Regions from separate parts of the Homo sapiens genome. Here region 1 is linked to region 2. Evidence: chromatin loops called from intact Hi-C (ENCODE). Cell type or tissue: mammary epithelial cell. All regions are shown on one strand.

The links. Hi-C counts contacts between places; a loop is a spot of excess contacts. Peaks named below come from ENCODE experiments on the same cell type or tissue, not always from the same donor. Only the 100,000 strongest peaks of a DNase experiment are listed, where the experiment ranks them.
Region 1: it touches region 2 in a loop (2.9-fold over the local background); 1 of 110 quality-filtered maps calls a loop at or near these places.

Annotation. Positions count from the first base shown.
Region 1 is chr4:53,990,438-53,994,437 of GRCh38, forward strand. No RefSeq gene overlaps it. Among named protein-coding and RNA genes, the nearest start is that of CHIC2, 72 kb to the right of the region's middle. In mammary epithelial cell, no CTCF peak of the experiment used is centred here; a DNase peak (open chromatin) is centred at 1,574; H3K27ac peaks cover 1,818 bases.
Region 2 is chr4:53,912,443-53,916,442 of GRCh38, forward strand. LOC124900702 (a long non-coding RNA gene) reads left to right here. Exons shown (of 2, transcript XR_007058120.1): 2 at 3,777-4,000. Among named protein-coding and RNA genes, the nearest start is that of CHIC2, 150 kb to the right of the region's middle. In mammary epithelial cell, no CTCF peak of the experiment used is centred here; DNase peaks (open chromatin) are centred at 1,529, 2,009 and 2,359; H3K27ac peaks cover 3,873 bases.

The DNA of each region.
Region 1 (4,000 bases), 78 kb after region 2:
TATAAAATGTACTTATTGAACAAACATTTATGGTGCATTTATCATGTGTCAGGCAATATTCTTGATTCTGGAAATATACTGGTGAAAGTTAAGGTGGCCAGACACGGCACCCAATTTCATGGAGCTGGTATTCTAACAGAGAATGACAAAAATATGAATAAGAAATTCAGATAGTGAAAAGTGTAATGAAGAAAATATACAATGTCACAGTGACAGCGCAGAAGAGCTCATTCAGACTGGCAGGTTGGGAAAAGTTTCACTGAAGAAGGGACATTTGAGCTGAGACCTGAAATCCTAAGAGGAGGGGGTCATTCTAGGCAGAGACAACAATGAATAAACAACCCCACGGGAAAACTAACTTTGCCTTTCTGAGTAACCGAAAAAGACAATGCAGTCAGACTGGAGTGGGTGGAACACTGATGATAAGAAATGATGTCAAAAGGCAGGCAATGGCCAGACTGTGTAGAACACTGGAAGAACAGCTAAAGAGGCAATTGCAATTCAGGTAAGAACTGATAGAAGATAATGGAAACTTAGAAAAAAGGAAAAGCGATGGATATGAAGGAAAAATTAATGTACTGCAGGTGTATTTTTGAAGTAGATTATGAGATTATGGGAAATGGAGGAGAAATGACAGCTCCTGGGTTTTTGTCTGAGTGAAATATATGAGTGAGAGGAGAAGGACCATATAGTGAGATGAGGAAGAATGAAAAAAAGAACCAATTTCACAGGGAGAAAGTCAAGAGTACTGTTTTAGCCATTTTAAGTATGAAACACCTTTTTATTATTCAAGTAGCGAATGGTCAAGTGGGCGTTTAGGTATCTAAAGTTATAGCTCAGTGGAAAGGTCAGAACTGGCAATATAAATCTGTACATAAGATGGTATCTAAACCATGCAATTAGATGAGATCAGTAGAAAAACAGAAAAGTCTTGGGCCTGAGCCTGGAGCACACCAACACTTAAGGCTTAAGAGGAAGACCTACAGCCAATGGATAGAGCAAGAAGCAAGAAACTGGGAGAGCATGCTGTTAAAGAAGCCAAGAAAAGACAGATAGTGCATGAAGAGGACTTAATAAATGCGGCAGGAGTTAAGAGAGAGATGACTGATTTGGCAAAGTGGAGGTGTTTGTAATCTTGACAAGAGCAGTTTCAGGGAATGGTGGGATCCAAAACCTAGTTTTAGGGTCCATAGAGGTAAGCTGGAAATGTGAGGAAATTTTTGAGCAGGTTTCTGTGAAGGTGTGAGAGAAGTGGCAAAAGAAGATGTGAGGTCAAGGGAAGGTGTCGTTTTGTTTACAAATGGGAGGCAGAAGAAAATGTTTGTATGCTGATGGAATGGTCCAGTAGTCAGAGGCTGGTGTTGGAAAAAGTTGAAGAGGGAAGTTATGACACAGTAATTTTGGAGAGTAAGAGAACAAACATGTTTGTGAAGCACAGTAAGATCTTTGGGTAGTACCTATTTGAAATTTGTGGTAATGGATTTAAAATGAAATTAGTCAGCATTGGCTTCAGATTTTTCTCCAGCCCCATTCAGCTGTTAGGTGTAAGCGCAGAGTAAAGAGATGGAGCAGTGCTTAAAACAAGTTGGGACTCGCAGGTAGGAGACTATGACAGAGAGTAGACGAAGTTGATACGATTACAGAAAAGCAATTGCTAATGATAGGCTATGATAAATTCCCAAGATATGTGTTTATTAAATGTTTGATGAATGACACAGACCTGGAATCAGACTTTACCCATTCCTAGAAGGGTAAGTCGCTGAACTTAAGTCAATAATTCCTTTACAGAATTTCTGAGAGGACTTAATTATAATTTTTGTATAGTGCCTAAAATAGGACCTGGCATTGAACAGTCACTCAATACATGTTAGTTTTCAACTCCACTTTCCAAGTACAATTTCTCTTCCTCGTTCAGTTACTCAACAATCATTTCTTCAAAACAGTCTGTGCCAGGCACATACTGGGCGCTAAGATATAATAGCAAGGCTGATAAGAACCTGCTTTCATGGTATAGCAGGAGAAACAGATATTTTACAAATAACTAAACTTAATATTTATGTTCAGTTGTGATAAACACTGTGAAGACTGACCTAGGGAGATGTTGAAAACAGATTTTTAAAACTTTTAAACTTTTGTAAAAATGTTCAAAGAGAATCTGTTGTTAGAAGTTTAACATTCTGATTTAACTGTTTTGAATACGAAAAATACAAACTCAAAGTAAACATCTAAAATATAAGGCAAATCTATCCATATAGAAAAGGAATAAGAAGGTACTGACCAATGAAGTTGAAACAACACTGTCATATTAATCTCAAAAATGGACCAAACTGGCCTTTATTTTAGGGTCAGAATGCATGTGAGAGTTGGGCTCAATTCTTTTAGAATTGTTCCTTAGGATACTTCTTAAGCTTTAACTTTATGCCAGGCATTGTGCTAAGTGACAGAAAGAGAAAAGCAGCCCTTGGCATCCAGGACTTGGCTTGTTATTACCAGCTAGGCCTTGGTGTTCTCCTGTTGAACATAAACAATCTCACAGAAGACCATCAGTCAAGGTTACTCTGTGACCATGATGAAACAGAAAAGACCTCTTCACATCTTGTGTAATAAGACAAAAACAAAGTCGCAGTGCAAAGCACAAAATACTAAATATGAGTGACTGCTGCTTCTTTACAAATTACGGCTTTCACTTAGCTTCGTGTCTCCCACCTCCTAAATGAGATCTATTCAGACCAATCATAAAATTACCCCACTTCCTTACAGAATCGAAATCCAGTGCAAACTCTTGCTTGAATCCTTCCCAAATCACTCATCACAAGCCCAAATCCTGAAAGAAGGCCTTTCCAGCACTCAGGAATCCCTACAATGTATCTCTAGTTTCAACAAACAAAAAAACCCAACTTTGTTCAACTCCTTGTGTGTTCCTAGTGGTCTCCTGTGTTGAGTGGCATTACCAGTGGAATATATGCATTATATTGTGTAATCCTCATAAGTACTTCTTGAAACAGGTACTATTAACAAATCCATTTTACAAATGAGGAAATGGAGGCACAGAGCTGTTAAGTAACATTTCCAAAGCCACACAGCTGGAGAGTGGCAGAACCAGAATTAGATTCCAGTCTGACCCCAGTGAGATTCCCTGATAATGTTCCAGATAATTATTTAGAATTGTTAGTAGGCTAGTCTTTCAGTTTAACAAAGGGCAAAACAGTCTTTCTATACCTCTATTCCTTCGATCTTACATACTCTTTGGTCTCATTGCTAAACAGTGAAACAGTTGAGTTCTTTATTTAAGGAATTTTTACTTGCTAGCTTTACAGGTTAAAACAAATTAACATTGGAGCTTGCTAATTTTGGCTTATTTCAGGGTCAGAATGAGCTTCATCAATGACAGATTTGACCAGGTCCACTCACATTCTCAAAATCTTTCAATAGCTTCAGGCTAGAGTCAAAAAAATTTCAGCATGATACACTTGTCCCTTCTCCCTTTCCTGACCTTATCTCTTGATGCTTCTGCACAATTCATTAAACAGGTATTTTGTACCAGACCATCTCCCCATATTTTCCAATCATACAGAAATCATCAGTACTTTTTTAACACAGCCTTTTCATGTGTTAAGCTTCAACCCATGCAACCTATGACCTTTCCACCCCAAATATATTGCTCCTTTGAAGATCCACCCTATCACTTACTTTCCTTGATTATTAGCACTTTTCATACCATGTTACATGCTTATTCCTCCAGCCTCAACTCTTTAGAAACCAAAAGGCATTATTCTCTTTGCTATCCTTTATACTTGGCATGATGCCCGAGGTTGGGCCAAGCTTAGACCTTAGACCATTTCTTCACCAAATTCAAATGTCTCCCATTTCTTTAGTAATTGGTATGGTTTGGGTCTGTGTTCCCCCACAAATCTCGTGTTGAACTGTAATCCCCAATGTTAGAAGAGGGGCTTTGTGGGAGGTGACTGGATCATGGGGGCAGATTTTTCCCTTGCTATTC
Region 2 (4,000 bases):
GAATGTCTCCCCCTTGACTCCTTCCCTGGGGTGCACCATGCCCCCTAGCCGTAATTCTTATTCAGAGCTTTGCTCTCTTGGAGATGTTTCTCTTTATCCATAACACATTGGGGCATTCAGGAATGCTGGTCCTGCCCTTTAGCTGGAGGACAATCATTTCAGACCCAAACCAGGCACTACGTGAAGGAGGTTCCAAACTCCAAACAGTGCCAGGTCCTTCTCTCCTCCACTTCAGGACCAGATGAAGACATCCTTCTTGGCTCTTTATTCTCTCAGCCTCCAGGAAAGAGTCAGACAACCCTTATAATCATGACTTCTTATTAAGCATTTACAGAATCATGCTATATGGCATCATTCTGGGTCCTTGGTTATGAAATCTTATACTTTAAGTATGCATTACTTTTAAATGACAAAAACCACAATTACTTTTGCACCAACCTAATACTTTTGTGAACAGTATTTTCTTTGATCTCTACAATAAGTCTATGGGAAAATAATGAGGTAGTTAAGAGCACAGACTGAGTGGGTTCGAACTGGAGCTCTACGACTCACTAGCTGTGTATACCCGGGCAGTTACTCATTCTCTCCATGCCTCAGTTGCCTCCTCTGCAAAATGGGGATAATAAGAGCACTTATCTCATGTGAGTTACTGTAGAGCTTAAATAATATATCTGTGAAAGCTCCTAGAACAGTGCCTGACACACAGCAAGTACGTTCAATTGCATTGTAGCCCATACTCTTCCAATGAGAAAACTAAGGCTTAAAAAGGTGAGGCAACTGCCTCAAAGTCACATGCCTTAAATGACAGTGCTATATGAAAAAAATCTCAATATCATTAATCATTAGAGAAATGTGAATCAAAACCACAATGAGATACCATCTCACACCAGTCAGAATGGCTATTACTAAAAGTCAAGAAATAACAGATGCTGGCAAGGTTGCAGAGAAAAGGGAACACTTATACACTGTTGGTACGAGTGTAAATTAGTTCAACCATTCTGGAAAGCAGTGTTGTGATTCCTTAAAGAACTAAAAACAGAACTACCAATCAAACCAGCAATCCCATTACTGAGTATATACCCCCAAAAATATAAATCATTCTACCCTAAAGACACATGCATGTATATGTTCATTGCAGCACTATTCACAATAGCAAAGACCTGGAATCAACCTAAATGGCCATCAATGATAGACTGGATAAAGAAAATGTAGTATATATACACCATGGAATACTGTGCAGCCACAAAAAAAGAACAAGATCATGTCCTTTGCAGAAACATGGATGAGGCTGGAGACCATCATCCTTAGCAAAGTAACATGGGAACAGAAAACCAAATACCACATGTTCTCACTTATAAGTGGGAGCTAAATGATGAGAACACATGGGCACAAAGAGGGGAACAACAGATACCGGGGCCTACTTGAGGGTGGAGGATGGGAGGAGGGAGAGGATCAGAAAAAATAACTGTTAGGTACTAGGCTTAGTACCTTGGTGATGAAATAATCTGTGCGCCAAACTCCCATGACACAGGCTTACCTATGTAACAAGCTTGCGCATGTATCCCTGAACCTAAAATAAAAGTTAAAAAACAAAAATAAATGATAGTGCTAGAACTTAAACTAAGAACTCTCTTGACAACCAGGACCACACATAATTTGATTAAAAGAAAGCAAAATAAAAGTCTCTTTTATTCCCTCTTTTTTAGAGAGTTTCTTCATCAGAGCTACCTGTGTCTTGCTCATTCCTCTCCCTTCCTTCTTTCTCCCCTCAAAAGATTAAAGGTTACATTGTGAAAAAAAAAAAAAAAAGTTTTGTATTGGGATCACATCTAAGGTTGACTGCTTGCTCTCTCATTCCTCAGCTAGTCCATTCTGTGGGTCTTCCTCATCTTGAATCAGATTCTCTGATAAGCTCATTACTCCATTTATCTGTTTAGCAAATACTAATTGAGTCAGCATCCTCCTAGGTACTAGATGCAACGATACAGTCCCACCCCCCGGGTGACAGTGTAGTTAGTCAAGTCATTGTTTACTAGAAGTAACTGAGTTACCAAAGGAAATTATGAAATGTTCTTCTCTTTAAAAATAGGATAGCTTCTTAGTCAGCTGCCTGTCTGGCTAACTTATCTAGAAGACAAGAGAGCAAAGGCCTGGGAGAGATTCATATCAAACAGAGGGGAGGCTAGTTCTTTGTAATTTGACTAACAGCCCAGAACAGAGCTGAGAAGACCCAGGCAACGTATATTTTGTATGCCATTGCTTTTAATGGCTGCAATTACTTTTACACCAACCTAATATAGCAAGGCAGTGAAGAGCCAGGTCTTGGTAAGAATAATGTGATTTTTGCATCACAGCCCTGCCATTTACAAATGGTACAATATCATGCAACTTCCTGAGCTCTTTCTCAGCTTCCTTATGATATTCCTCATGCAGTTGGGCAAGATGTTAAGAAAATGGGTATGCAAAATGCTTGGCACTGAGCCTGCCACATAGTGGGTGTTCAATAAGTGGTGACTTACAATGTTATAATAGGGCAAATTATAACGGGCTGGGGAAGGGCATGATGCATAGGGCAAGCTCACCTAGATTGTGCTTCTAAAAGGGGCTGCCATCTGCTACAACAGGCTTCCAGAAAAGTCTAAGCCAGGTTTGCTGCCATTGAGTACTGGACCAAGCTGTCAACCTCTAGAATGGAAATGCCTTCAAGCTACTAATGTCATCAAGTAGCCAAGTCACCGTCTTATGTAAAAGCTTCGACTTTGTTTCTCTGATTTCATCTTTGCCCTCTATTGTCTAATCTTAACACAGTTTCCAAAGAATAAGTAAGTCAGATATGCCATTCCTCTGCCTCAAGTCTCCCAGTGGACATCTTTTTCTTGCAGAATAGGCCATTGGTATTAAAAAGAGCTTGGCCAGGCGCAGTGGCTGATGCCTGTAATCCCAACACTTTGGGAGGCTGAGGCAGGCAAATAACTTGAGCCCAAGAGTTCAAGACCAGCCTGGAAAACATGGTGAAACCCCATCTCTACAAAAAAAATACAAAAAAAATTAGCCAGGCATGGTGGTGTGTGCCTGTAGTCCAGCTGCTCTGGAGGCTGAGCGGGGAGGATTGATTGAGCCCGGGAGGTGGAGGTTGCAGTGAGCTGAGATTGTGCCATGACACTCCAGCCTGGGCAACAGAGCTAGACCATCTCAAAGAGAGAGCGAGAGAGAGAGAGCTTGTTGTTAGTCCAAAAACATGCTTCTTCCTCCAGGCAGACACAATCCTGCATCAAGGCACAAGGCTTGGTGAGCTCAGGCATTACGGTGCAGTGAACAGATCTGCACAATGCTAGGCTTCCTGGCCACTTCCTCTCTCACTTCATCTCCTGTTACTCTTCTCCTCACCCTCTCTGATCCAACTGCACTTGAGTTCTTTGAACAGCCCATGCATGCTTCTGCCTGGGTTCCTTTGCACTTATCATCCCCTCTGTCTGGAAGCCTCATCCCCTAGACAGTCTCTGTCTTGCTCCTGATCACCTCATTTCCTTCTCTGTTTGCAAATCATCTTTGAGTGAGGTTTTCATCTACCTCCATATTTCAAATTGCAATACTTCTTCCCCTGGGAAATATGGCCATATTCCCCACCCCTGCTTCAAAGTCTCCACAGCACTCATCACCATTTAGCATATTATACTATTTATAATATATATTGATTTTACACTCTCTCCTCCCATTAGAATATAAGTTGCACGAAGGCAGGGAAATTTTACTGTTTTTCACTGCTCTATCTCCAGGGCCTGGCCCATGGCAGGAGCTCAGGAAATGTCAGATAAATGATTGAATTTACAAGAACAAGCCCAACAGTTAAGAAAACTTCAGCTCCTGCCTCCTGCCCATGCAGCCCAGAAGGGCCAGTTTCATGCCATGTTTGATTGCCGCTCCGGTCCCAGGAGGGATGGAATCTGCTGTCTCACCAAGACTTGGGCATGAGGCTGGCCTTCTCCAGAAGCTCCAGGCC